Linked DNA regions of Homo sapiens: region 2 is linked to region 1. Evidence: chromatin loops called from intact Hi-C (ENCODE). Cell type or tissue: endothelial cell of umbilical vein. All regions are shown on one strand. Each heading gives the region's core, and the rest is flanking DNA. Links, peaks and the distances in the headings are about the cores only. Region 1 overlaps NALF1 (NALCN channel auxiliary factor 1). Region 2 overlaps NALF1 (NALCN channel auxiliary factor 1).

Region 1 (15,471 bases), core at 3,747-11,746:
TAAAATGCTGGTGTAAAAAAGTGAATCAATGTGACAAATCAAAAGAAAATGGCAAATCGGCATTGATATAATGGTTAAAGTTTTAACTATTGATATAACGGTTAAAAACCAAGTGAAGAATGCAGACTCATATAACGCAAGAGAATATTTTAAAATTGTGTCTAAAAATAGGGCATAGAACAACAGTTTATTGGAGTAGTCTATAAATAACATAAAATAGTGAAATAAAAATGTTTTAAAATAAAAGTTACTGGATGCATTATAATAATTCATATTAAGAAGGCAGCATTTGTGGTGGGTTAAAGTGCGAAAGAACATGCAGCAAATTTACCTCAGAAAGAAAAATTCATTACAATAGTATCAGAAACATTACAACATAAATTTATTATTTATTTATCTAACAATCTATCTATCTATCTATCTATCTATCTATCTATCTATCTATCTATCTATCGATATGTAAGTTTGAGACGGAGTCTTGATCTGTCACCCAGGCTGGAGTGCAATAGTGCAATCTGGGCTCACTGCAACCTCTACCTCCGGGGTTCAAGTGATTCTCCTGCCTCAGCCTCCCGAGTAGTACGGATTACAGGTGCCTGCCATCACACCCAGTTAATTTTTTGTATTTTTAGTAGAGGCAGATTCTTGCTATGTTGGCCAGGCTGGTCTCGAACCCATGACCTCAAGTGATCCACCCACCTCGGCCTCCCATAGTGCTGGGATTACAGGCGTGAGCCACCATGCCCAGCCTACAATATATATTTAAATGTTAATGTTTATTTGTGAGAAAAATTCTCACTTAAAAATAAGTCCAAATATACAGAAAACTTTCTCTTTAAACTAATTTTTATTGATTTGCAATTATGCTTAGCTATTGGTAAAAGTTTTGGAGTCATCCACTTGCAAATGGGTGTGTTTAGAAAAGGTAATCCCAGTCTAGTTGTGATTAAACCATGACAGTATGTAATAGGTACTGAGTGACCATGATTGAAATAAATATTTGCTAGGTTGGTGTTATTAAATTTATGAGAAGGGGTCCTAGAGAAATATTTAAATAATAATATTTAATTTGTTTGTAAATGTGCTTAATGTGCTTAGCATAATTCAAGCAGTTCTTCTGATAATATATTTAAATTTGCAGCTTCCGATTTTATTAGCAACATGAGGCATTTCATTTTCAGTGTTCATATTAATCACACAAAATGATTTTCTTTTTAGTTTTGGTTCTCCTGTAATTATCTTTTCCCAGTTTTTCTTGCATATACCTGAGTACTTTGATATGTCTAAGACAAAAATTGATAATAAAATTAGGATTATTTTACTGACAGAATAACCACAAAAATCCTTTACTAATTATATAATGAAAACTTTCAGCTTATTATGCTAAGATAAAGAAAAAGACATTTGTACTTGGCACATTACTTTAACTGGGCACTTTTACCTAGTAATATTATTTTATGCAATGCAAACATAAATTTTCACAAATGTTTTTACTATTTAGAAAGAAAAAAAGCTATGTAGAGCAGTCTTTGACTTGGTCTCTTCACCCTGTAGCAGACTTACATTGATTGATGGGTTTGAGCTTGTAATTTAATGTGGCAAATTTTTGTTGTCCACAAATATCAGGAGATTGTATGAGCTTTTCTATAGGGAAGGGGAGTGGCAACTATGAACTCAGCAAACCAGAGTTAAACTTTATTTTCTCATATCTTAGTATACTTATTCTATAAATAAGAGAGTTGGAATAATGCAAAAAATCTGTTAATAACAAAATAAAACATAATTTATGGCCCAGAATAAACTTGAATGGACCCACATGATCAAACAATCCCTTACTTGTTTTGACGAGCTATAATAGAGCTATGTCATGATTGCAGAGTATGTTTATACAGCTTTTTCCCACTTTTCACAAGAAGTTTTCTTTCCTTAATTATTCTCTAAAACAAGGAGAACACCATATTTATACAAGTCTTGTGCAGAATAAATAATTTTAGAAATTTTATTTTTAGTACTTAACTTTTTAGTGTTTTATTTTGGATTTCCACATACATATAATAGTGTAATTATCCTGCAGCTACTTTTAGGTAGTTTCAACAATATCAATATTTTCCCAATCTTACTTCATCTACTCCTACAAACACAGTTGCAGAAATTTTTTTTATATTTTGAAATAATTATAGATTTACTGGAAGTTGCAAAAAAATAAATATACAAGGAGATTCCATGAGACGTTCTTTCAGCCTCCTGCAATGTGGTGATATATTGCATAATTATAGTAAGGTATCCAAATCAAAAATTTGACTTTGGTGCAATCCACAGCATTTTCAGATTTCCACAAGCACCTATGGGTGTATATGCATGTGTGTGTGTGTATGTTCTATGCAATTCCATCACTTGTGTAGTTTCAAGGAGTCACCACCACAATGAAGGTACAGAATGACTCTGTAGTCCCTTAAAGTAGCTCTTTACAGCCACCCTCTGCCCTCTCTCCGAAGTCCCTGACCTAATCTAGTCTTCAGTTTTCTAATTTTGTTGTTTAATGAATTTTACACAAATGGCATCATGTCATATGTAAACTTTTGAGACTAGCTATTTTCCACTCAGTATAATTCTCTTGACCTCCATCCATTTGTATCAATAATTTGTTCCTTTCTATTGCCTAGTATGGATGCGTCACAGTTTGTTTAACCATTCACTCATTGAAGGACATTTGGGTTGTTCCAGTTTTGGGCTACTACAAATAGAGCTATTAAAACCATGCGTGTACAGGTATTTGTGTAAATACAAATTCGTCTCTTTGAGACAAATGCCCAAGATTGCAATTACTGGTTCATATGGTAAGTATGTGTTTAGTTTTAAAAGAAACTGCCAAAGTATTTCCAGAATGTCAGTGACATTCTGCATTCCTACCAGCAATATGTGAGTGATCATTTCTCTGCATTCTCATTAGCATTTAGTGTTATTTTTTCATTGTAGCCATTTTGATAGGTACATAGTGATATATCATCGTAGTGTTATCTGTCTCTCCACAGTTTGCATTCCCAAATGGCTATTGGTGATGAGCAGAAAAAAATTATTTTTAATTGGCATAATGCCACCAATTCACCTGTGATTTATTCTTTATTTGGACTTTTTATTATAATGCTTTAAAAATACTGGTCACATTTATATTTGGGACAGATTTTTTTTTTTAGATGGAATCTCGCTTTGTCGTCAGGCTGGAGTGCAGTGGCGCAATCTTAGTGCGCTGCAACCTCCGCTTCCCGGGTTCAAGCGATTCTCCTGCCTCAGCCTCCCGAGTAGTTGGGACCACAGGCACACGCCACCATGCCCAGCTAATTTTCGTATTTTTAGTAGAGACAAGGTTTCACCATGTTCGCCAGGATGGTCTCGATCTCTTGACCTTGTGATCTGCCCACCTCAGGCTCCCAAAGTGCTGGGATTACAGGTGTGAGCCACTGCGCCCGGCTCACATTGCTTTCTATAGTGAAAATAAAGTTCCGATAATTCTTTTTTCTAATTCTGTTCATCTTTTATGTTCTATTTCCTAAACATTTTTTGTGCTTACACAACAAGGAAGAGAAGTAGCAAGAAAAACACATCTGAAATCTCTACTAGTAACAATGCCATAATTAAATTCACACACACACACACACACACACACACACATATTTTTACTAAATTGGAATTACACCCTGTATGATACTGTGCTCGTTACTTTCTAGAATTTAACATACTATGTATCATCTTTTTATCCACCATTATTATTCCACATTATTATATTTCATGGCAGCATAGAATATTTTTGTGATATTGTTTACTTGTTTATTTTTAAGGTTAATTTTCTGAAAATTGTATTGTTTTCTCAAAATTTAAATATTATTTATAGTGGTGACTCCTAACACTTTCTGTTTCTTAATTTTTGTTCATTCACACTTTGATATAAAGACATCTCTGAGAGAATACATAGGATCTATGTCAAAATTCTCATCTTCCACATTGTTCTGCAATCTTACTATTTATGTCCTATATAAGAAAAAAAGAGAGCCCTGCTAAATAATTGCAGAGTAAGTCATTTGTGCTGAAGCATTAATGCTTAAAAATTCTGGCATGTCTGAAACAATCACATGAATATTAAGCCAATAGATACATGTTTGACTCCATGAGACTAAAAACAGTGGTCTTTCTCTCACCATTGTATGCTTAACACCTAGCAGAGTACTTGATAAATTGGAGACATCAAATAAATATTTGTCTGATGAACAAATGAAGTACCGTATTGGGATTTGCATTTGAAAAAGTGTTTGTTCAGCCCTCACTAATGCTCTCTATTCCCTCTTCCAAGTTTGCTAAGCTGGTTAAGGCCGGAGGGGCCAGCAGCTCCTTCCTCCTTCCTCTTCTCCTTGGCCTCCTCCTCGTCCTCCTTCTCTCCTTCTCCTTCTTTTCCCTTCTCCCTTCTTCTTTCTTCCCCTTCTCCTTCTTCTTTTTGTTTATTTGTATTTATCTCAGCAAGATCACTCGATAATCTGGCTGATTTTGTCCTGCCTTGGCCCTTCCCGTGCAGAGCTCACCTGAAAGTCCTGACCACCTACAGGTGTTGTTACATTCTTAATTCCATCTCTCCTTTCTTCAACAAAACCTATCATTCTGAGTCCAGTCACCATAAGATGCTCATTTCTTTTACTAGGTGATAAAATCTGCTGGATACCCACAGGTTTCTGCATAACACATAGGAATCCCGGGAGCTAGCTTCTACTGAGCTTTACCAATATGCTAGGCATCATTCTGAGCTCTTTATGTTTTAGCTTCTTTATTCCTTTTTACAGCTCTTTCAGGGCACTGTCATTATTATTCCCATTTCACAGTGAGGAAGCAGGCACAGAAAGTAGAAGGAAGTGGCAATGGATCACTGATCCAAAGAACAGGATCTACACTGTGTCTTCTGTCCAGCTAATTCCGTGGCAGCAGCTGCAGTCAATTCTACTCTCCTGCACGACGCCAGACACCCAGAATCAAAGCCCAGAGTCATTACATTCTTCCAAGTAGCCACGGAACCTGCATCATCAAAACCTGCCAATGATTTACCAATGGTAAATCACTGTGGGCTCTCTGCATTTGACTTTGGCTGGTCTATATCTTTGGAGGTAGTTGTAGAGTCCTGCTGAAGTCAGAAACATTTAAAAGTCTTCTGATCCACTTCTTGGTTCTGGGGAACTGATGCCTGCTCTTTCAAATACAGGGCAACTTTGACCCCTCTGCCTTGTGCCTACATTCTGACAGTTTCTGTAGACTTAAATCTGCTCCCTTCCTCTCTTATATAATGTGTTCATTAGCCCGAGCCCCTGCCTCTCAGTCAGGCTTTCTGCTCTTTCTTGAGTTCTACATTCAGCATGTGTCTTGACCCCACTTTCCACATCACTGGCTCATACCTTCGATTCCTGGCTGAGGGTCTGTATCAGGCCACATTTCTGTCCACCTGTGCCCAGCCACTGTGTGACGACTGGAGCTAATTTAACCAGAAAAAAAATCCTGCAGATATATTAAAGAGATAATTTGAATTTTTAGCAATGGCCATCTGTTTCCAATACCTTAAGGAGAATCCCAGTATTAGGAATTTTAAGTCTCATGTTATGAAAGTATGAGAGATGATTTTTGACATGCTGGCACCTTGGACCACGTCATTCTATTTTAGCAAAGAGTTGGTCTTGTCTCTGCAAGTGGAGAAGTAGGATATTTATATAATATTTACATGGAAGTTTTGGGAAGGGTAATGTCCAGGAGGGGTCATGTCCAGATTAATGGTCATATGCATGTCACATATACTGGCATTTTCGTCATGTATTTTTATGCATTACTGATCATTCACTCAAGAAACATACAATGAGCAACTACTATCCCCAAGGAGCTGTTTTAGGTGACAAAGCATTTAGTACTACATCACGCACCCATATTTGTATATAGAAGTAGCCTTGGAATTGCCTTTGAAAGTGTCTGAAAGTGGCACAATAGATATACAAATTCGAGTCCCAAGGACACAGAATATTATCATATCCTTCCCTATGGTTTATGTAGGTACCACTTTTCTCAAGCTGATGTGAGAGGAGCTGACGGGACTTTTGCTAGCAGTCCTCCCTCTGCCAAATGCCATGTAACTCTCCTGCAGAGCAGAGCTATGCTGTCAGAACATCACACGACTGCCAGGTGCAGTGGCTCATGTCTGTAATCCCAGCACTTTGGGAGGCCGAGGCGGGCGGATCAAATGAGGTCAGGAGTTCAAGACCAGCCTGGCCAACATGGTGAAACCCCGTCTCAACTAAAAATACAAAAATTAGCTGGGCGTGATGGTGGGCACCTATAATCCCAGCTACGCGGAAGGATGAGGCAGGAGAATCATTTGAACCCAGGAGGCGGAGGTTGCAGTGAGCTGAGATCATGCTATTGCACTCCAGCCTGGGCAACAGGGTGAGACTCTGTCTCAAAAAAAGAATAAAAAAAAAAGAACATCACACGGGTGCAGTGTGCAAGACCCAGGGGATGTCTTGGGTGGAGTGTGAAACTGGAACAAGAAGAACAGGTTGAGAGACTTCCTGAAAATCAAAAGTAGGAAGGATGACTGACCTAGATTATTGACAATGGAAACATAAAGAAAGAAATGGATGAAAAAGGAAGAGGTAAAATTGCAAAGGGTGTATTTGGACGACAAAAGAGATTAAAAAGAATAAAAGTGAGGCGTTTCAAGCAAGAAGTCTGGTAAAATATAGCATGCCTTTTAAAAAAGAAGTCTAGGAAGATAATGCACAAGCGGATATGTAGAAGTCGGTAAAGAGAAATTTTATTTTGAATCTATTGTGAAGATCTTGGGGAACCTGGAGGTTAAGACATCAATCTGGCCTTGGAGTTCAGAAGAGAAATTGGTCTAGAAATGTAGGCTAGGCAGCAAAGTTGCATTAAATAATAATAGCCAATTTTCGCACGGCACTTAGTATGTGTTGGAGGCTATTCTCGGTCCTTTAAATATAGCACATAATTTGATTGGTGCAATAACCTGAAGTAGATGTTATCAACATCATTCCAAATTTACAGTTAAGGAAACAGAGTCACACAGAGCTGGATGCCATGCCTAGAATTCCACAGCTAGTAAGTAGGCAGAGGAGGCTGTCTCCATGAACACACTCTCATTTGCTAGGGTACTCTGGCCAGAGTTGGCATCAGCAATTTTCTTCAAAGTGTTTGTGCAGGAAGAGGTGGGGGTGGATAAACGGGTGATATATATAAGGCCAAGAGATTAAATAATGACATAAATCATGGCAGGCCTTCTATCATCTGTCCCCTCTGGAGGCCAAGCTAAGTGATTCCTTCCAGTTAGTGCTTTGTATAGAAGACAGGACTAAGGGCTGGCCTAAGGGAGAGATGAAAACACAGGGGAAGAGTGGCCAGAAGCTAGACCAAGAACACCCATATTTGAAGGACTGAGGAAAACAAAAGGGAGGAATTGAGAAAGATAGAAAAGGAGTCACCAAGAAGAATGTGGGAAAACAAGAAAGTGCCCATCATAGAGCCACGGGGACTGGGGGCCTTGGGGAGAAGGTGGCTTTTGTGGCCAGCATGGGAGGGAGTGGTCAGGGCTGAAAAGACAAGCCAACACAAGCCTGTGGGAGATCTGGTGAGTGTGAAGGCTGAGATGTGAATAGAGCTGTTTTTGCAGTGGGGTTCAAGAAAACCAACTGCAGGAGGATGAAGCGCAGGAATAAGATGTGAAAAGGGAAGCATTAAGTTTAGGCTGCTTCCTGGAGTACTTCCAAGTGTGAGAATGCTTAGGAGACAGAAGAGTTTTTGATGCAGGGAGAGGGGAATCAAGGGCGAGAAAGGCTGCAATGTGCAAGGCTTCTTGGGGATGCCATGGGTGAATCCCCAGCGTCTGTGGCCGGAACTGGTTTAAAATGGAGAAATGAAGTGGGGCTGGTCGTTGGAGAGGAGTCCTCATTATTGCCAACCTCATTAGACAACACTAATAGTTATAAACAGATAATTTGCAAGAAGACGAAAGAATCCAAATTCATGTTGCCAATACTAAATATTTAACTAATGGAAAATATAGGCTTTGAATTGGCTGTGAAAACCTCAAATGACGAGTTAAATTTTAAATACTTTGTGCCCTGGAGATGATGTTTCCATCCCTGATTTTCCCAGATGGGGTGTGAGTCACAGCACAGGAAATAACACTGGATTTCACATTATTTTGCTTATACAAAGGATGTGAACCTTCTGAAACCAGCCGCCCTGTAGATGAAATAAAAACCCAAAGGGAGGCAATTAGGATGACTGTGCTCCACTGAGTCGACCCCACGTGTCCAGCAAAAGCCGGGTCAGAGCTCTGTGGCAGGAAACCAGGGATGGTGAGAATCTGCCAGCGCGGCCACAAGCGGAAATGTTTGCTTCTCCCCACGCCAGGAGGCAGATGCCAGATAGAAAGACCCGCCAGTAAGATTCATAACTGTGGAGACTTGAGCGTGGTGAGAGGATGATCTAGCATGGCTGTGAAGCAGTCAGGTTTTCCTGATTCCCCCTCCTATTTATTTCATCTTCTTTTGAGGCACATGTGCTAAATTAGACGGATTTAAACCTTTATAATAAAACATTGTGTCCTGGTCATTTGTGGGTTATAGTTCTCAGAACAAACAGCAGTTATGGAGTCGTGAGTGTGTGGATAAAGAGTGTTAGCCATACACGCTTATGAAATAACAGGGCACCGTGTGATGTTAAAGATAGCTAGGATAAGCAGCATGTCTGAATACATGCTCCAGGTATTTCAGCTCCTTTCTCTTCCATCAGCATTTTTATTCTCTTTCCTCTTCACTGGTTCTCTCACTTGTGCTGTATACTCGAACAGATTTCCCTTTCCCAGAAAAACATTATGCTTCTGTTCACATTTCTGCTCAGTTTCTTTAACTCTCAAACTTCTTAATACATTGCACATCGCTCTATCCAATTTTGCACCCTCTTTGTCTATCCCTCCTCTCTAAGTGACATCTCTGATACTTCTGCTCTACTAAGACCAGACTATCAAAGGTCGATAATAACGTTACTGGCCAAACCTAGTGGATTCTCTTCTTTCTTACTGTGGAGATGCAAATCCCAGAAAGAGGGTATGTGTTTCCCAAAGTAATTCACCCCATCTGCAGGACCTCTGTTTTACTGGTGTCCCTGGTTTCATACTGATTTTTTTTCTCTCCCTCTCTTATCCATCTATCCATATCTAGCTCTCTGTCCTTTCTATCATGTGTCTATCCATATAGTGTATTTCTTTGACCTCACTGAGGCTTCTTCCTCCTCTGCTCCCTCCTCCTTCCACTTTTATGGATGGGTGTTTCCTAGCTCAGCTCTTTGTGCTTAGCCCAGGATGCCTCAACAATCTCTTCCTCCTGCCCATATCTTACTCTAAAATGTAAAACCCTGGTGATCCATAGGCACATGGCCTTACGTGTGTTATTAGTCCATTTTCATACTGCTATAAAGAACTGCCCAAGACTAGGTAATTTATAAAGGAAAGAGGTTTAATTAACTCACAGTTCAGCATGACTGGGGAGGCCTCAGGAAACTTAAAATCATGGTGAAAAGTGAAAATAAAGCAAGGCATCTTCTTCACAAGGTGGCAGGAAGGAGAAGGGCCAAGTGAATGGGCAAAATCACCTTATAAAACCATCAGATCTCATGAGAACTCACTCACTATCATGAGAACAGCATGAAGGTAACCATCTTCATGATTAAATTACCTCCACCTGGTCTCTACCTGGACATGTGAGGATTATCGGGATTACAATTCAAGATGAGACTTGGGCGCAGACACAAAGCCTAACCACATAATTCTGCCACTGGCCCCTCCAAAATCTCATGTCCCTTTCACATTTCAAAACCAATCATGCCTTCCCAACTGTCCCCCAAATTCTTAATTCATTCTAGCATTAATCCAAAAGTCCAACTTTAAAGTCTCTTCTGAGACCATAAGCCTTCTGCCTATGAGCCTGTAAAATTAAAAGCAAGTTAGTTTCTTCCTAGATACAAAGGGGGTAAAGGCCTTAGATAAATACACCCATTCCAAATGAGAGACATTGGCCAAAACAAAGAAGCTACAGGCCCCATGCAAGTCTGAAATCCAATAGGGCAGTAATGAAATCTTAAAGCTCCGAAATAATCTCCTTTGACTCCATGTCTCATATCTAGGTCAGGCTGATGCAAGAGGTGGGCTCCCACAACCTTGGACAGCTCCACTCCTTTGGCTTTGCATGGTACAACCCCACTCCTGGCTGCTTTCATGGCTGGCATTGAGTGTCTGCGGCTTTTCCAGGCACACAGTCCAATCTGTCAGTGAATCTACCATTCTGGGGTATGCAGCATGGTGGCCCTCTTTTCACAGTTCTACTAGGTCCCTAGTAGAGACCCTCTGTGGGAACTACAACCCCCCATATCCCTTCTTTACTTCCCTAGCAGAGGTTCTCCATGAGGGCTCCGCCCCTTCAATACATCTCTGCCTGGACATCCAAGCATTTCCCTATATCCCTGGAAATCTAGGCAGAGGTTCCCAAACCTCAATTATTGTCTTCTGCACACCCACAGGGCTAACACCACATGGAAGCCATCAAGGCATGAGGTTTACAACCTCTGAAGCCATGGCCTGAGTTGTATCTTGGTCCCTTTTAGCCACAGCTGGAGCAGCTAGGACACAGGGCATCAAGTCCCAAGGATGCACATAGCAAGGGGCCCCTAGGCCTGGCCCACAGAACCATTTTTTCTTCCTAGGCCTCCAGGCCTGTGATGGGACAGGCTACCATGAAGACTTCTGACATGCCCTGGAGACATTTTCCCCATTGTCTTGATATTTAACATTTAGCTCTCTGTTACTTATGCAAATTTCTGCAGCCAGCTTGGATTTCTCCTAAGGAAACAAGTTTTTCTTTTCTACCACATCATCAGGCTGCAAATTTACCAAACTTTTATGTTCTGCTCCCCTGTTAAACATAAGTTCCAATTCCAAACCCTCTCTTTGTGAATGCATAAAACTTAATGCTTTTAGGAGCACCCAAGTCAGCTCTTGAATGCTTTGCTGCTTAGGAATTTCTCTCACAAGATACCCTAAATCATCTTTCTCAAGTTCAAATTTCCTCGGATCTCTAGAACAAGGGCAAAATGCCACCAGTCTCCTTGCTATAGCATAGCAAGAGTCACCTTTAGTTCCTAACAAGTTCCTTACCTCCATCACAGACCACCTCAGCCTGAAATTCATTGTCCATTTCACTATCAGCTTTTTGGTCAAAGCCATTCAACAAGTTTCTAGGAAGTTTCAAACTTTCCCACATTTTCCTGTTTTCTTCTGAGCTTTCCAACTATTCCAGCACCTGCCTGATTCCCAGTTCCAAAGTCACTTCCACATTTTCGGGTATCTTTATAGTAGCACCCCACTGCTGGTACCAATTTACCATATTAGTCCGTTTTCATACTACTGTAAAGAACTGCCCCAAACTGGGTAATTCATAAAAGAAAGAGGTTTAATTGACTCACAGTTCAGCATGTCTGGGGAGGCCTCAGGAAAATTACAATTATGGCAGAAGACAAAGGGAAAGCAAGGCACCTTCTTCACTAGGTGGCTAGAAGGAGACGTGCCCAACAAAGTGGGAAAGAGCCCCTTATAAAACCATCAGATCTCGTTTGAACTCACTCACTATCATGAGAACAGCATGGGGGAAACCACCCCCATGATTCAACTATCTCCACTTGGTCTCTCCCATGACACATGGGGATTATAGGGATTACAACACAAGATGATATTTGGGTGGAGACACAAAGTCTAACCATATCACAGTTGTATATGTTTTGGCCTGCAGGATTTTTCTTAATGGTGAGACACAGTTTCAAATTGAGAGGTTTTCACACTTCTCTTGAAAACTTTGAAAAGCTAGAAATACTGAGCCTGTGTTTTGTTTCTACCTGAAACCAGCTGCATAGCACCCTTCTGGATAGAACATGGTCTCTATGACTCATCCTAGAGTTCTCTCCTAGGATTGTCAGCCATTTAGGCTATTTAACTGGGCCCTATAGACTCTTTTCATGACTACTGTGGTTACTATTACTATTGTTTGCTAAGAGTTAAATCTTTAAGTATGAAAATGAAAATGTTTCTGAAGAATTGATATGGTTCGACTTTGTGTCCCACCCACATTTCATCTCAAACATTAATTCCCATGTGTCAAGGGAGTGAGGTGATTGGATCATGGGGGCAATTTCCTCCATGCTGTTTTCATGATAGTCAGTGAGTTCTTATGAGACCTGATGGTTTGAAAAGAGGCTCTTCACCCTTTACTCGCATATCTCTCTCACCTGCTGCCATGTAAGATGGTGCCTGCTTCCCCTTCCACTATGATTGTAAGTTTTCTGAGGCCTCCCCAGCCATGCAGAACTGGGAGTCAATTAAACTTGCTTTCTTTATAAATTACCTAGTCTCTGGTGGTTTTCTTTATAGCAGTGTAAAAACGGACCAACACAATAATCATAACTAATATCAGACACCTCAAAAATTCTATGTTTAAGAAAATCTTTTGCCTTTTAAAAAAAAATAGTTTCAGAGCATGTTTAGTTTCACAGCAAAATTGAGTGGAAAGCATAGAGTTCCTATATATCCTGTGACCACACCCATGTACAACCACCCTGCCTCTATCTGCTATGAACATCCCACACCAGTGACCTGTTTGTTACAGCTGATGAACCTGCACTGAGACATCATCATCACCCAGAGTTCATAGTTTACATTATTGTTCACTCTCAGTGGTGTACAGTATATGGGTTTTGACAAATGTTTAATGACATGTACCCACAACTATAGCATCATACAGAGTAGTTTCACTGCCATAAATATCCCCTGTTCTCCACCTGTTTATCCTCCTCTCCCCACTAACCTCTGGCAAGCACTGATCCCTTTGTCTTCATAGATTTGCCTTTCCCAGAATATCATATAGTTGGAATGATATGTAGCCTTCAGATTGTCTTCTTTCACTTCATAATATGCATTCAATCTTCCCCTGTGTCTTTTCTTAGCTCGATAACTCTTTTTTTTTTTTAAGTGCTGAATATGGGTTCATTGTTAGGATGTGCCACAGTTTACCCATTGAAAGGTATTTTGGTTGTTTAATGGCTTGGGCAATTATGAATAAAGTTGCTATAAACATTTGTTTACAGGTTTTCTTGTGGGCAAAAGTTTTAAACCCATTTGTGTACATACCCAGAAGAACAACTGCTAGATTGTATGAAACATTTTTCATTGCTCTCTTTTTGACTGAAGCCTTATTGAAGGGTAGGATAGAGGGATAGAGGAGTTTTTTTCAATAGAAAGTTCATCTCAGAAGGCAGAAAGCAACCTGAGTGGGAATTTGACAAGTTCAGGCTTTCTCTCACCTGACACTAGAGTGCCTGTTTAATTCAGAGCTAGAACACAACTTATTATTTTTTCTGTGAAACTACAAGGCATGAAAGTAAAAGCAATGGTAAACTTTCAGAGCACAATGCTACCTAGATTTATGTGGCCCATGACATTTATAATTAATTTTTCAAAATTTATTTCTTATTTGAATCATCGTCTGTGTGACAACTTAAGAAGTCATTGCTAGGGACCAGTAGGAATCAGCTAAATAAATCATATCATATCTCAATGAAACTCTCCATTTGGCCCATGTTAGATTAATGAAATACTCAGGTATTCTAAGCTGTGTTTACTGGCTTTGTGTCAGGTAACACTACTTAGTATACTAATGGAGAAAACTTTCCCACCCTTTGTGGTTTCACAGCAGTTTTATTTTCATGGATGATATGTAATGTGCTGCCAACACTCTGACCTCTCGTTACAGCCTGAAATTTCTTATCAGTTTTATTTTAGAAAAATAAATTGCAGAGAACACTTCCTAGACTTCAATGCTAGGAAACATGCTGGCACGTGGTAAGTTTATTCTCATATTTCCATTTTTTAAAACATATTTGAAATTACCATAAACTCTAGGAAATGGTAGCATTTCCTTAAGAGGTAAGAGTTGATAAAGGTGAATCTTCACCCACAGTTCCTGTAAAAAAGAGGGATTAGACAAGTTATCTATCACCTTCAAGAAGTTGTATAAATTACCTTGTTTTTATTTAGCTCATGAGCTTTAATTAAATTTTTTTATTAAAGCTCATGGGCTTTAAATGATGACATTCATATGGCATCTGTTGATGTGAGAATATAAGGCCACAGTTAGAACACTGGTAACATGCAGAAAAAAATTCTAAGGTTTAGATAAAATCATTGGAAAGAGTGTTTCTTACTTTCTTACTTAGCTTTTCCATTCAAGATGAATAAATGCTGCCTTAACACTAAAGAACTTTATTTTCGAATAGTTTATGGTATGATTTAAAGTTTTTACTTTAAATCACAAATGGTAATAGCATTGTCAGGAGACAATGACACATTAAATATATTCAGAGCTTAGTATTGGGAGGGAATTTCGAGGCATTTGATCTAACTACCTCAGTTTACTGGTGAGAAATCCAAAATCCACAATGGTTTCAGATTACCTATGAATGTAATATTGGCCTCATAGGTAATATTGGCCTCAATCCAATTCATGAGATAATTGGTTAAGTGAATGTGTGTCTACAAACACAGTGCAGAAAGCCAAGAAAGTGTAGCAAGCACAGGAGAAGCAGGAAGGCATTCTATTCCCTGGCTTAGAACATTTACTAGAATACAACCTTAACATTCAGAGTTTTCAGATGATGCTTAAGGTTTCATTTGCTAAACTAGTAGCTATATCTTCACAGGCAAAGATAAATTAAAACATATATATGTTTTCTGAACCCACTGCTATTTATTGATGAAGGCTAAATGGCCAATTGAAGACAAACACATGGAAATTAAAATCTCAGATAAAGTTGAAAACAAATGTTGAGACATTTGTTTTGGTTACTGAAGCCCAATAAACAAACACTTTCCAAGGAAGCTTCCCTGTTCCATTTATTTACTTATTTTTGGCAATCTCTGTTCACGTTTATTTTTCCACTTGTGCAACTACACAAGAGCTGCTCTTAAAAGACATTTCCCAGTGCAAACAGAGCTGTTGCTTCCACCTTTTGTATTATTTCTACGTTGTTAATTCTTTTGTAAAGTGGTTTAGACCACATTGATTAACTGACAAACACTCCACAGCCTGATCTTAATCTCTCATACTCTATCCCCTTGTCCTCTCACTGCCCTCAAAACCCAAAGCAGTGAGAAGGAAACAATACATAGGAAAACATTCTTCATTTATTCATTTGTTCTCTCTTTCAAAAAACATCTCCTTCATGCTAATTTCCTGCTGCATGCCATATTAGAAAATAAAGAAACAGTATATTCTATGTCAGAAAAAAACAGCATTGAAGGAAAAACGTAGACACCTAAGTGACCAGCCCTCA
Region 2 (15,471 bases), core at 4,658-12,657, 240 kb before region 1:
ATCCAGAACAGCTACCAAGTGGGCATAAATTCTTACAAAGAATTCGCGAATTCTTCACATCTTCACAAAGATGTCTTACTTGCAGACAAGATAGGTAAATACTCTCATTGAATAAGATTTCACCTGTTCTGGGAAATCTCACTTGGCCATATTCTTCCTAAACTGACATTCCAGAATTCAAATCTTTCCTTTGGCTTCCCGCTTTGACAGCCACTGTGTGGTCAGTAGTTCTAAGTTCACTCAGTCACGTTGAATGCAGGGAAACCTTTGTCACGGGTGTGTGTTATCGCCTCCTGGCTGTAGAGGAGATCACTACATGCTTTGATTCAGCTTCCATCTAAGAAGAGACTCACCAGCTCAGCAGTGCAGGCGCTGGCACTGCCTCTCTGAGGGCAGTGCGCATAGTCTGGCTTGAGCAAAGGGTGACTTTCCTTCCAGAGGGTTCAGAGGGCCTGAAAATATTTGCCAGACACGGTGTCACTTCTGTGCAAGGTCAGCGAGTGACATCTTCCCTCAATGGCATCAAAAAGGACAGCCATCAGGTGCTGTGCTCCATCCCCGTGGTGCCCCCTGACATCGTGATGGGCCCTGACATGGCTCAGGCTGGGCCCTCAGTGGTTCCCTGGGGCAGCTGGCTCAGGACCCACCACTGAAGCACAGACACTTCTCAGGGCTGATTGAACTCCCGTCCCTGCAAGTGCTCCTGGCTTGGTTTTCTCCACTCTCCCTGGTCTGATGCATTTCATTTCTCCTCTTAGACCAGGCAAGGTGTAGCAATGAGAAGCAGAAGGATAACTTGAACTACGTTAGAATTTTCCCCAAAGGCTGTCGAGGTGAGCAAGCTCATGCAGGGCCTGCCCAGTTGTCAGCATGCCTGGAGGCAGAGGGGGGCAGAGGGAGGCAGAGCTCTCCCTGCTCTCCAACAAGTGTCACCCAGGTGAGCTGGAGGCAGAGAGGGGCGCCCACAAGCTCTCCCTGCTCTCCAGGTGAGCTGGAGGCAGAGAGGGGCGCCCACAAGCTCTCCCTGCTCTCCAGGTGAGCTGGAGGCAGAGAGGGGCGCCCACAAGCTCTCCCTGCTCTCCAACGAGCATCACCCAGGTGAGCTGGAGGCAGAGAGGGGCGCCCACAAGCTCTCCCTGCTCTCCAACAAGTGTCACCCAGGTGAGCTGGAGGCAGGTTGTCTTCCTCTCCCCACACAGACAAGCGTAAAACCTCATTCTCCTCTGCAGCTGCGCCTGCCGCTCCGCAAGCACCACCAGGCTGGACTACATGGGGTCCCATCTAGCTCGGGCCTCTGCTGTCAGCAGGCCTGGGCACTGTGTTCTGGCACTGGGCTCAGTACTCTTAGCCACTTGTGGAGGTGAGGCAATGAGACCTTACAGTGGGGGCGATTTTCCAAAATTCATAGCTACTGGCAGAATCCAGACATCCTAATTCCTCCTCTATTCCCTACATACATTCTCTTGCCAAAGGCAAACTTGACCTGCTGGGATCTTTATGAATATAGAATTCAGAAAAAGTAATCTTAAGTAGGAATGATCTGAACTCAAACCTAAAGATATTAACTGAAATAAACCTCAAAAAGTACAATGTTTTAATGGAAGAAGATGTCACGAACATATGAAGTTACTACATTTTACTTGGTTTTATAATCTACTCTCATTTTTTAAATTTTATTCTGGGCATACCATCTCCCTTCCCGTTTCTTTTTTGCCTTAAACTTTGACATATTTATTAAAATATTTTGTATGAGATTAAATGATGCTATAACTACACTGGTCTTTTTATTATTCTGTTTTCAGAGAAAAAAAAACCTGATTTTAAAAAATTAAATGAACATACGCATACGCAGGGGAAAATAAATAAATTGAAACGGCATAAATGTTCAAATTAAAATCTATAGAGGTATTTTTTTTTTCTACTGAAATTTTCCTCTAATGAGAACATCTTTTTTTTTTCTTTTATTATTATACTTTAAGTTTTAGGGTACATGTGCACATTGTGCAGGTTAGTTACATATGTATACATGTGCCACGCTGGTGGAGCTGCACCCACTAACTCGTCATCTAGCATTAGGTATATCTCCCAATGCTATCCCTCCCCCTTTCCCCCCACCCCACAACAGTCCCCAGAGTGTGATGTTCCCCTTCCTGTGTCCATGTGATCTCATTGTTCAATTCCCACCTATGAGAACATCTTTGTCTTTTAAAAATCTTTCTCAACTCACTGGTCATGTGAGGACTGGATTTTTGCAAATGTTTTTTCTTTTGCAGTTGTGAAGTCACTCACAAGTAAACCGTGAGATGCCAAACATTTAAAAAAAAAATCCTTCGAATGTGATCAATATGTAGATCAATGCATTTCCTCCCCTCAGGTTATTCCCTTCCGTTGCCTGCAGGCAGTGAACGTCCTTTCAGACTCTCTGCAGGCGCGCAGAGTCGCCACCAGGGGGCGCCCATCTCCCATTGCAGCCTCAACCGCCTGTCAAGTAAGGAACAACAGCAGCCCACAGTATTTTCCCCAGAGACAGAAACATAACCTTATTCCTGTCACAGCTCAAAAAGAAAGAAAAAGAAAAAAAATGGAATGCAGAATTTACATAGAATTCTTAAAATATGTTTTATCTCCATTGTCAGTAACCCCCAGCAGACCAACTTTTACTTTTATTCCTTCAATAATTTCCCTCTGTAAGAGAGCAGTAAATCATGGCTGGTCTATTTTATCTATCAATCAAATGATAATTTTCTTAATGTTTGTTACCATAGCACCCACAGCCTGTGCTCCTCTGCTGCCTCTGTTTTCTTCAGCTTGGTTCACTGTTAAAGGTAAGCAATCAAGGATTTCTCCAGGGGACTCTGGAATGAGGCGAGGGAGTGTGGAGAGGGAAGCCCACGTAATTACCACGATGACGGGTTGACATCGTAGAATCCAAAAACGACTTCCACCCCCTCACTTTAAAGATGAAGCAACTGAGTTTCTAAAATAGCACTGCATTATGCGAACTGAGCTTGCAAACCCAACAGAACCCACCTTGACAAATTTTAGCTCAATAATGCCTAACATTAAATGACATGTTTCACCCTGACAGCACCTCAGAATTTCTTTCCAATTAATTTTTAAAACATTTCTTTAGTCACGTGTCAGTTTTATTCTTTAATAGAAAAAAATTCAAGAGAAATCTCAGGCAAAGTGTCTTTCCTTTTATCTCCTAAGACAGAATTGGAATTAAACATATGCACGGGGATGCGCTTGTCATCAAGATCCGTGGTTAGAACATTTGGTCATGACCTTCTGTAACATCCTCAATCAAAAGCATTCTATAGTAATGGACATGCATTCTCAGATATTTCATTTTTTAAAGTAAGTTCCTGGCTTACTAAAGGATCATAGGTAGCAGATGATCAAAAATATATACATTTAAAACTTTCAAATTTGGTACATGGTGATGTGAGCACCATAAAGAAATGATGCACGAGATACTGAATTTAGTAAGTGTGACCAAAATGGTAAATAACTCCTGATCATTTACAGAAATTGTTCATTGATTCCAAGGGGTGATATTCCCTTTTTTGTGAATAATAGGAATCCTAGGTATCAGTATATAGCCAATAGGACAATGACAGGAAGAACTTGAGATCTCTAAGATTCTGGGTACAGAGAACGCTAAGAAAAGGAATCACCATGCCACTGGTTTGTCACTAAGGAGAAGCACCTTGAAGAAAACTGATGCTCACATGGACAGTATCTGTCATCAGGCCATGTGCAGTTACGTGCTTACAGAATACTTTTTTTTGAGGTCAATAAGAAAAGTAAGTGAAGAATCCTCGATATCCTAGAGGGAATTCTCCGTCCTTCTGGAAGCTGTGAATTGGATGCAGTTCAAATAGTAGGAAAACCATTATAATTAAATCTGTTGAATTTGAAGGAAACTCCACCTATTCCTTTAATTCTTAGTGAGAAATGATTGCATTTTAACATCTAGAGTGGAAATCAAATGCTTGATGATTTTTTTCAAAAAGAAAAATTGCTGGAGGCAAGAGGAAGGTCACCTTACTTGGTGAATTCTTTTTGATGAAGTTACTGCATTTTACTTGGTTTCATAACCTACTCTCATTTTTTTATTTTATTCTGGGCATACCATCTCCCTTCCCATTTCTTTTTTCCCTTAAACTTTGATATATTTATTAAAATATTTTGTATGAGATTAAATGATGCTATAACTACACTGGTCTTTTTATTATTCTGTTTTCAGAGAAAAAAAACAGAATGTAAATGGCTCACATTTACTTGCAAACTTATTTATAATGTAAACTATTTAAAAATCCGTGTACATTTGTAGGAGACGGACATCCAAAAATGTGCAACTTAAAATCTGGGAACAAATTATATGCACATATGTCTTACTAGTTTCCTTAGACGCATGACAAGCCACTCCACAGTTTAGCCAGTGGTCCTCTGGGAGCTGTCCTCTATTCTAACATCATCCAAGATGAAACCCATTCTGGGGCCCATGTCTGGGACTCTTATAAGCAACGGGCAGGCAGCTGTGATGGACAGGAGTAGAAATCTCCTTGCTCAGGTCCAGCAGTGCACTCTTTCATTTTCTTTTTCATTTGAGACAGGGTCTCGCTATGCTGCCCAGGCTGGAGTGCAGTGGCAGGATCACAGCTCACTGCAATCTCCAGCACCTGAGCTCAAGCAATCCTGTCTCTGCCTTCCAAATAGCTGCGACTACAGGTGCACATAACTGTGTCTGGCTAGTTCTTTTATTTTTAATTTTTTGTAGAGGCAGGGTCTTGCTACGTTGTCCAGACTGTCCTCAAACCCCTGGCTTCAAGCAATTCTCCTATCTCAGCCTACCAAAATTGTGTGGATTACAGGCATGAGCCACTGCATCTGGCCTCAGCAGTGCACTCTTAAGGGACACCTGTAACCGATGATGGGAAATGATGGCTGCTAGTTATCAACATGAATGAGAATTCTTCAAAGAGGCACAGGTCACACCTTAGAAAAGAAGATCAATATGAAAATTATTATCTTTTTCTGTCAGATTGTTTTACAGAACTTCAGGGTGAAATAACCTCAGAATTTATTCCATATATTTTCGAGCAATTTAAACATAAAATGAACATTAACCCAACTGAAAGTGACATAAGAACTACTGTTCTTAGGTTTCCAAATGTTCAGTGATGAGATTATCCTAGGGGGCCTCTCACGGAGATGGCACTTTTCTCTGGATCTGATAAATCTCTCTTTTCCTGCCACTTTTCCTTAATGACGTAGCTATGTCTATGAAGAAGCTGTTTTTACCAAACTCGAAAACAATTAAAACTGCAGACTGGATTCTCTGCCCATGTTGTGAAGTGAGAGATTTAATTCTACCCTGGCATTCTGAATGTGTATGGAGGAAGTGGGTGAACATTCAAACATATATTTCAGATTCACAAATACAGATACATGTAGGAAAAAGAAGATAAACGCAAACACCTCGCCCTTCATTTGGGTTTTTTGTCTACTTTGAGAACTTGGTTCAAAAACTATTGTTCTTCTCTAGGACAAAAGCCAATGTGAGTGTAAATGCATAAACACAACCTGTACATAAAAATCGAATAGCTTCTCTGAAGTCCTCATGTCACAGACACCTCATTGTCCCACAAGAAAAAAAAAATGAAGGCCTTATCTTCATGGTTATTTGTGGAATGTTGTATGCAAAATTCAATATGAATTAATAGCCTGTGTCTGGTGAATTTTGTCTCAAACTCAAAGCAAGAAGATATTGATATCCTCCTTCCCTCCTTCCCTTATTCCTTCTTTCCCTCTTCCCTCCTTCCTCCCCCTCCTCCCCCTCCAGCAGAGAGGAGCTACATAAAAAATGACTTGAGCATCAAGTCAGTAGAATAACACACAGGCCTGTGAAATCATTCTGCATTTCACTTTCTCGTGTGCAACGGCTATGGCTGGTCAATGACATAACTTGCCCTTCTCTCTTATCTGTAATCCTTGCAGCATATCCACATGGGGGAGGGTTTGGCCATTGCACTTTCTAATTTACTAGTGAAGGGGTGGTGCCTCTGAGAGAATGTACAATAGAAACAGGATGAAGGCCAATGCTCCTGACCTTCAGTCACGTGTTCTTTCCACAAGCTTGGGCAGCATAAGAAATACTAATCCAGGCTGGGCACAGTGGCTCACGCCTGTAATTCCAACACTTTTGGGAGGCCAAGGAGGGTGGATCACTTGAGGTCAGGAGTTGGAGACCAGCCTGGCCAACACGGTGAAACACCGTCTCTACTAAAAATACAAAAATTAGCCAGGTGTGGTGGTGCACGCCTGTAATCTCAGCTACTCGGGAGGCTGAGGCATGAGAATCACTTGAACCCCGGAGGCGGAGCTTAAAGTGAGCCGAGATCACACCAGCCTGGGTGACACAGAGCGAGACTCCATCTCAAAAAAAAAAAAAGAAAGAAATACTCATCCAGTTCTTAGGGCGAGCTTTGGCAGACTATCTCTTGATAGCTTATCACTTAGAACACTGTGGCTAATGAATACGTATGTAAATAAGCGATGCTGAAATAATTTGATAAATTCTCATGTTGAGCATCTTAATATGCTACTCTGTTTTAGAGGAGTTTGGCAAGTCTAATGTCAGAAGAGCATTTTCATGTGTCTCTACACATATGATGGTGTTTTATCCTTACACTTGAAAACAAAACGTGCTACAGCTTGAGCCACGTAATTCCAGGGACGCCTTATAGCATTATTGTTATAGAAGAGAATGCAGAGCCACCACTCGGATTATCACACCACCCTGGCAAAGTATCTTGTTCTCACCATTTAATTATCTTTTTATTTTTTAAAAAAAGGCTCTTGCTCTTTATATCTTATTCTGTCTAAATTATGTAATGCTTATAAATATCCAGAAAAGGAGTGCTGATATTGGTGTTTTGCCCAGTCTGACTCATTTGCTGAAAGAAGTAAACATCGTTTAATGGATAGACTTGTTGTGTGGCTCTAATAGACACACACACACACACACGTACAATTTAGGCAGATATTTTTAATGCTCTTAATACTTTTTACAGATAAAGTAACATAAAAATTCTCAGAAAATAAAATAAAAGAAAATAGGCAAGAGAACATAAACTTCTGACTAATTTGAAAAGCATTATTTCACTGGCCTTAGCACATCTCCTGTTCTTATGGAATTCAAAGGCAATGCAGGCTGAATCTAACCTATACTAGGTCACATGTAAGTATATCTAATGATTGCTAATATTTTGCCATCAGATTTCTTCTTTCACACAGTGAATAACTGTGGTCTCAGTTACAGATAGACCATGTGGTACAGAAGCTGAATCATTTCCAGACCTGTTGAGGGGAGCTTTCGGTGCTTCTATTAGTGAAAGTGCGGAAAACTACCAGCCGCATCTTCAAGGTTATATCAGTGAAAGGAAACAGCAAAGCAAACAAACATCACACAAGAAAGCAAAACCACCGGAGACTGGTGTACAGACTCCCACCCGGCACTGTACCTGTACAGATGAAACTGGAGAGGCCTCCGTAGATGACTTCATCATTGTCGGGCAATATAAATGGACACCTCGTCTGAACCTCCAAACAGTATTGCTTGCAAGGAATTGTCTTTCTGCAGTTAAACTGTGTGACTTCAAAATACTGGGAACAGAGCCAGGCTTTGTAGACAATCTGAAAAAAAGAGAAGAATGAAAAATATAGAGGCGTGACAACAGTTACAGTGATAGAGGCACTGTGAGAAGCGTGCAAGCGTGCTGTGGTTTCAAGTGGATCCTAAGAGAGCCCTCATTGTGAGAAAGCGTATTTACACAACGACAGCTGCAAGTGATAAAAACACAGCAACGAAAGTCTCCGCAATAAAAGCAAAACAGTATTTGATTGCATCCCTAATAGAATGTAAAAGGTATTTTGACCTTTAATTTTATGTGGCTTATTTGAAAATCAGTGGATTTAAGCAGGAAGTTAATTTTTCAAAATTCAGCGATATCTAAAGTAAAATAAATAATTGACTCTATTGCTCTTCTGTGCTGTAGTTACTTGCAACGTGGCTGATGAGCCAGTTCCCTCCACACGGAGTCCCACGTCTATGCCTCCATAGGACGCTAGATGGCGCGAAGCACTTTATAAAGATGGCCCAGCAGGGGTTGGGAAACTGCTGTTTAGATCTTGGACTTTGAGAGGCAGAGAACAGGCAGATATGGACATTTACATTCATGACTCACACCAAATGCATTAAAAATCTCACTGTCTGAAAGCCCAGAAACACCCGACATAGAGCAGACATCATATGCTGTGGTGTGGTTGGGAGTAGGAGGGAAGCCTCATCAGAGCCACAGCTTCAACCTTCTGGATGATGTGCAAGCCACATCAATGTTTGCTACGTATTTATGTAATTTCATCAAATGTGAAAGGACTGGGACTTCATTCATCTCTTTGTTTTGGTGGCTATTTGGGAAAACAAACATTGAAAAAATTGCCTTTTTCTGACACGAAGGAATAAGCTGATCTTAAATTCAAATACAACAATGGCAGATGTACCAATTTGCAGTACAGGTTACTGAAATTCAGTTATTCTCCAGGTCCTTGGCACTAATGGCTTTTACTTATCTATTTCTAGGGTTAATATTATCCAAGTAACATTTTGCCGGTTATATTTTACCTAGAAAAATGGAGGCGCAGCAGTTAAAGGTAGCCTAAGAGATTATAAATACCTAATAATAACAAGAATAATAGCTGGTATTTATCAACTTTATACTCTTTTCTAAGTAAGCTGTAAACTTTTTTTTCCATGTGATTCTCAGCATGCACTTTTGACCATAACTATTACTCACATTTTGAACAGGAATAATATTAAGTAATAGTACTATTAGGTAATGGAAATGGAAAATCCAGACTTCAAACCCATGTTCTGTAGGGCTCCAAAGACTGTGTTCCTAATAGTTATCCTATATTTAATCTGAAAACTACTTTTAAAGCACTTATGAAATCACAAGGGAGTTTGCAGATGAACCTAAAATCAGCATGGCCTTCCATGCCCCGGGTCAATATCTATTTGGTAGAAGGAGGATTGTATTTTTTTATTCATAACATTAGGTTGATCAAAATGACGCTTTATTCTGTGATCAAGGTGACTTGGTAGAGGTAAAATGAGATAAATATCAAAGTGAGATACACTTTTAAATGGCCAAAAGTAATTTTTCTTTGCCAGTCATCAATGGCTCACAATCACCATGTAACTTGTTAGTAAAACCTACAAATAATTAGAATTCTTATAGGTCTTTTGAATGAGTCTTCTCGTAACAGTGTACACTGAAAAACTGCACTAGAAGAAAACGTTACAATAGCCGAAGAAACCTCTAAGAATTCTTATGCCAACTGGGAAACGGAGGTGGGCTGTGGCTGTGTGCCCCAGGAGGACAGCAAGAGGCTGCCTCAGGGGGACAGGTGAAGGTGGAGGTGGTGCCGGCAGCAAGAGGCTGGAAGCACCAGCTTCAGAAGAAAAAGTGAAATGATTTCTTAACCAAACCATGGGGAAGTTGAAAACGTTTGTCAAAATGCCATAGACATTGACGTTTGTGTAATATGACATGATACGTAATATGACATGACATTTATTATGTAAACTAAGCTGTAGTATAGGAATGAGCCATGTATCCTCTGATTCCTGGGCTTAATAACCTTTCTCAGGTACTAGAGGAAGCAGGATAGGCTTATACCTGCAGTTCAAAAAATAACATTCCATTATGAGGACAGCTTGCTTTCCGCACATTTCTGGGATTCTAAAGTCTAGAGTTGCCTGTTTTTCTTTAAGGAGTGCCCTATGTAATGCCAGAAAGTGGCTCATGTTTTCATTGGCCAAATTGGGGTCCCCATTCCCACCGCTCCCTCACACGTTGCCTTTCCACCGTTATTCCAGTTAAAATGGGTTCTGAATAGGGAATCGCATCCTGCAGCCATAAAGTCTTAAGAAACAACGTCTCCTCTCTCGCAGACGGTGGGGCGTCCAGTATTGGAGTCTCTTCAGATCTAGCCATCCTCTTTGCAACCACTTTCCTCAGCATTGCCCGATGGGAACATATCCATTTTTATTCTGGCTCCTTAAATTCTATTTCCGCTATATTTCCTTTGCAGATTTTTTTTTAACTCAAAAAAAAAAAAAAAAAAAAGAAAAGAAAAAGAAACTAGTAAGAGATCACAGCATTTTTTTTTAAGTATCAGGTAGTAGTTAGTTATGAAGAAAAGTGATCGAGCATCATTTGCAAAGCCGCCGGCAGAATCCCAGACCTTATACACTGAGCTATGACGACCTCTCCGGCCAGGCTCCACGGTGGCATCCGTTATGAGCTACCTCCTGGGCTTTGAGTGTGCAATGAATATTCCTCATTTGAGTATTAAATATTTTCTAAAATTTTAGCTCTAGGGGTAAGATACATCAGAAAACAAGTGGGGGAAACCATGTGAGCTGAATCGAAATCCGAAGGACGGAGGAGAAATATTTTATTGCTACTTAAGAGATTAAGGATGAGAAGCAGATGTTACATAACTAAAGTCTTTATCTTCTCTGTGTAGATGTGTTTACAATAAAAGAGGCAAAGCATACAGCACATTTGCTAAAAATATTTCAGAATAAACTGGTAAAAGTTCGCATGGGAAGTAAACAAAAATTCTTCTAGAATCTTGAAAATGATTACTTGAAAAGTGAAATAGCACGTTAGTAAACACCTGAAAACTGTGTTATGTGAAGAACGGAGAATACCTGAGAATATACTGCGGCTAAGAGCAAACGAGGGGTGAGGTTCTTACAGTTATCTCGTGTCTGAGAAACGGCCAGGTGCCAATGACGATGGATTTAAACAATAAATTGTGGAATCACAAAACAAAGACAAGAGAAAAAACAAACAGGTAGCTACCAGCGTGATATAAAGACGAGCTTTCCTGCCAGAAGAGATGCATAGAAATACAATGAGCTATCTTCAAATGTGCCGAGTTCTCTAGAGCTAGAAAAATTCCAATAGACTTTCAATACCTCTTGTCAAAACACGATGAGGAAGATTCCTATGTTAGGAAGGTGAGAGAAGGCCATGGCTCCAAGACACTTCCCAACGTCTTTCTAGAAGTTTTTGCAGGAAGGGGTTGAAAAGGATGTTTTGTGGTGGCACCGGGCTAGAAGAACAAATTGACTAAATCTTAAAAGTAATAAAGAACTTCAAACAAAAGCACATCATGAAAAATGAGTATATTTGTCTTATTTCATAAGAACTATGGAGTACAAAGAAGTCTAGAAATCTTTTTTATAATGGCTTGGCCTTCTCCTATAGAGAGAAATATTAGGTAAATTGCTTTTCTATGTGTCACTGCAGAGTATAAATAATTATATGAAACGAAAGAATAACTGTGGGAAGGAATAAAAATGTGTGCGAGGTCTCTGGTGACAGAGTAATGGCTCGCCGACATCCACCCACTCTTCCCCTTGATGGCCAGTGCCTCCATCTACCCAAGAAGCAGCTTGATTTGTCAGGAAATTATGCTCTGAAAGGGTATTTCAAATGGCCCACCGCCCCCACGCTCCTCCACTGTGTCCTCTGGAAATGACTTATTGACTGTCACAATCTTTGCTGGACAGCTGCCCACCATACAGTGTTCTCAAGGTGCTGTCTGCAAGAGGAGCAGACTACACTAGAAAAATGGTCCAAATGACAGCATCATTTTTACTTAATACTTGAATCGATTTTTCTCTTTTTCCCCTGAAGCATTTTCTCTCTTGCTATCTTTCCTCATAAAGCCCTTGAGACTTGTTTGGGAAATGTTTTACAAATAAGGAAACGTATACAGGGAAATTAGGCATCAAATAAGTGGAATTCAACTCTCTCCACAGCCCAGTCCATAGTTTTTTTCAGTGGGAACTCTTGTAACAGGAACTCTTCTGAGAGGACAGAAAGTGAAGGGAGCATTGGATACGTCGGGGTCTCTGGAGTCACTAAGGTGAGACATTCCAGGGTGGAAAGCCTTAGAGACCACCTAGCTGAGCCTCTGTTAACGTCGGAAGTGGGGTCTAGAAAGATGCAGATGACAGCTGAGCAAGGTAGGGCCCCTGGGCGGCTGTTGAAATTACACTCCATGTTATTCGGAAGGTATCACTTGAGTATTATTCATTCCGAACATATCCTTTTTCTTTTTTTCTTTTTTGCAAGTCACTTCATTTTGAAACTCACTTGCAGTTCTGCAGAGTGGGCTGTATGAGCCCCCACCCTCTACCTCCAGACCTACGTCCACATCTACCCTGTGTTTGGATTCTCAGCTGAGAATCCCTTGGTCACACAGGCCTGTTTGAAGAGGTGATCAGGGAGAGCAAAGGCTGAAGAGACCAAGGAGAACCCAAGAGAGCTCATCTAGCAAACTCATTTTCACACTCTTAATGAAGATTTTTTTTTTTTAAAGCTTTGGTTATAACGGCACAGCCTCCGGAGACAGACCGAGGGGGAGTACTTTGCTTCCTGATTACGGGGAGTGATGTGAAGCCACGAACTCTAGAAAGAAATGCGTTACATGCAAATCTGGACAATCCTGAAGTAGCCCATGCATTTGTGAATAGAAATACTACACGGGACCAGGATCACCATGGTTAACAATGGTGCCATATAGACAGCTGGCAGGTGTGCTTGTGTGGTGTCCTCATGTCCTCTCTTGGTTCTGGGCATTCCATTTGAAGATAGCTAATCTGTGCAGAACCTTTCAAAAAATGCCCTATGATTAATATTTTTCCAGCAGAAGGTCAGCTTCTCATTACTTTTTAAATATATATTACCCCCATCTCCAAAATCCATCTCTCTATTTTAGAGCAAGGTAGAAGATTGCTAATGTAAATATATGTTAGCCTGCTGAAAAAATATCATGTTGGCTATATATTTTATCACAAAGAAAAATGTCAGATATTAAAAATGGTTGTCAGCTTCAAATCAAGAGGCTAAGCAGCTGCTCTCCCTTTTCCCCCACTTATTAGTAAGGACTAACTTTCCTTTCACATTTGTAGCATTTGTTGATACATTTTATTAGATCCATTTCTGCCAGCTCTAACCCCGCTAGCGGCCTGAGTTTTGGGTATGTGTGGGTGAAATAATTGGTTATGTAAGCATTAGTCTGCGACAGCAACCGCCTCAGGCTAATGCACTTTGACGCATAACGCATGTTGCTACAGTTTTAAGTGAGGGTGAAACTCAAAATAAATTTTCACGTTCCTATGTCTGAATGTCTGCTTTCTGCTATGTCTGTGTCAGTGTCTGGTGAAAGCACATTGCACCTAGAAATTGGAAATCGTGATATATTCTGAAAGGGAAACAAGAAAGGCCCCACTGCTTGAGGCTGAGCTGAGTCTGTGAAGTAAGCTTAAGGATGGGCGGTAAGCAGCGCTCTGAGCTTCTTGATCCCTTGTGGGGGGTCTTATGACATCAGCACCCCTTGCCTTCTAGGGCTTTGTCTTGGCTCCATTTCCTGAAGTAAAACGCAAATGTCTTCCTGTTTTCTGGTGGTGACCCACTTTTTGAATCCTGTCATCACACTTGGTCTATTCCCTTGCATTTCAGGGCCTCCTGAGCTTGTTGGCTCTGTCCCACATTTCCCAGTCCACCCAAACCATTCTCAACACCAAAATGAGGCTCCTGCAGTGCCCATCCACGCCAGCATCCCAGACTCCATTTATACAGGAGAGGGAATCAGTCTGAACATCACAGGGCCAACGCAAGCCCAGTTGGCCAATCAGGGTATGGCACCACGGAGCTGCCCAGACATATGATTGTACAGAAGGTGAAAAGCAGATCAACTCGGCTGTGCTTTCGCAAATAGAGAATGTGCCCATCCAGAGATAATCTGCACAGGGCTTAGGAAAAAAGGGAAACCTAAGAAGCATTTGTCAATATGTCTCCAGCGTTATGCAAAGGAAAACGTGTCCTAACTATGACACAGAGGCAACTTAGTTTTCTCTTTTTCTCTCTTCCTCATTAATAAACGTCTCATGTAACAGTCAATATCTTCCTTGTTTTATCTTTCACTTCATCTCACTATGATTTGGCCTCAGCTCGAACCACTCCACTGAGATTGTTCTTTCCAAGCTCCTTGGCCCCTCTGCTGACAAATCCAGCTGGAAAATCAGTTGTTGTCTTATTTGACCTCTTGCCAGCCCTGATCATGGTTGATTGAACAGCTTCCGGAAATGCCACTGGGACTTGTTTTATCCTGGTGTCCCTCTTAGTCCTCTGCCCCTCCTTCTCCATCTTCATTTGTTTGCTGTTGCTGTTGTTTGTTTGTTTTCCCTGCCATTCCCCAAAATGTTAGTATCCCTCCGGCTTCTGTTCCAAGCTTGTTTCTACACATTCTTTCTGGGCAACCGTCCATCCTCGTGATTCAATTGTAGTCTTTAAAATAGTGAAGCCTAAATCTTCATTACCAATGCTGATCTCTCTCTCTCTTTCTCTGTCTCTCTCTTTCTCTCCCTCTCTCACTCTGTTTCAATACCTCAAGCACTACAAACTCTAAAGTGGAATTCGGCCTCTTCTTTTCGGAGGGAAGCAGGTGAGAAACCTGGGGGTCATCCGGGTGCCTCTTCCACGCTCCACAGCTCTTCAATCACCACGCCCTGTGAGCCTGCTTCCTCAATAGCTCTATGTCTGCCCAAATCTCTTGATTTCTACTGACACCAGTGCTGCTCGCGCCATCAGCATCTCTCACTTGGATTTCTGCCTTGGATATACCCCGTGGAGCCTACCCTTGTGCCTTCAGTTGTGAACTCCTGCTTCATGCTGCAGTTAGAGCAATCTATAGAAAATTAATTTGATTATTCCAGATTATTCCACTACTTCATTTTTAATAATTCAGCACCCCACCCCATCCCACAGCAACACCCAGGAGAATGTTCAAAGCTCCTAACCGATTCACAGCTCTGCGACCTTGCCCTGCTGAGCAGTCGAGACTCATCTCTGCCCACTCCCACCCGGCACTCTGCTCTCTGGCCACAGGAGTGACAAGCAGGTCACTCGATGTGCAGCGTGCCCTCGGTGGCTCTGCACCAGGCTCTTCCTTCCACCTCCCTCACGAATCCCTCAGCCTATTAATTCCTGTCCATCCTGTGTGACCTCACTTGGAAGCCTTTCCTGCATTCCCTCTAGACCCTGCAATGAGCTCTTCTTCGGCAGTTCAGTACATGTGATGCTGTCTTCTCGTCTGCCTCCTTCCCAGACCCTATGCTCTTGGAATGAAGGCCAAGCTTTGTGCCTTCTTGTATCCCCAGTGCCCTGGATGTATCTGGCAGAAATTTACCGTCAGTGGAATGCCCACTGGAAACTAGTAACATGGCCTTTGGGCTTGCATAATGATGCCCCGCGATTGGTTAGCGTGAGAGCCAGTCCACCTGGCCCTGAGATCCTGCCCAGAGCAGAGACTCAAACC

The links. A loop is a pair of places that touch in the nucleus more often than their neighbours do. Peaks named below come from ENCODE experiments on the same cell type or tissue, not always from the same donor. Only the 100,000 strongest peaks of a DNase experiment are listed, where the experiment ranks them.
Region 2: a loop joins it to region 1, with 6 times the contacts of the local background. A loop is called at or near these places in 3 of 110 quality-filtered maps.

The regions. Positions count from the first base shown.
Region 1 is chr13:107,442,767-107,458,237 of GRCh38, forward strand. All of the region lies in intron 1 of NALF1 (NALCN channel auxiliary factor 1), which reads right to left. Among named protein-coding and RNA genes, the nearest start is that of MIR1267, 81 kb to the right of the region's middle. RefSeq lists an enhancer at 15,263-15,471. In endothelial cell of umbilical vein, for the core only: no CTCF peak of the experiment used is centred there; DNase peaks (open chromatin) are centred at 7,425 and 8,335; H3K27ac peaks cover 2,433 bases.
Region 2 is chr13:107,203,052-107,218,522 of GRCh38, forward strand. NALF1 (NALCN channel auxiliary factor 1) reads right to left here. Exons shown (of 3, transcript NM_001080396.3): 2 at 7,533-7,704. Among named protein-coding and RNA genes, the nearest start is that of SNORD31B, 110 kb to the right of the region's middle. In endothelial cell of umbilical vein, for the core only: a CTCF peak has its summit at 8,127 (motif pointing right); DNase peaks (open chromatin) are centred at 6,030, 6,960, 7,710 and 8,160.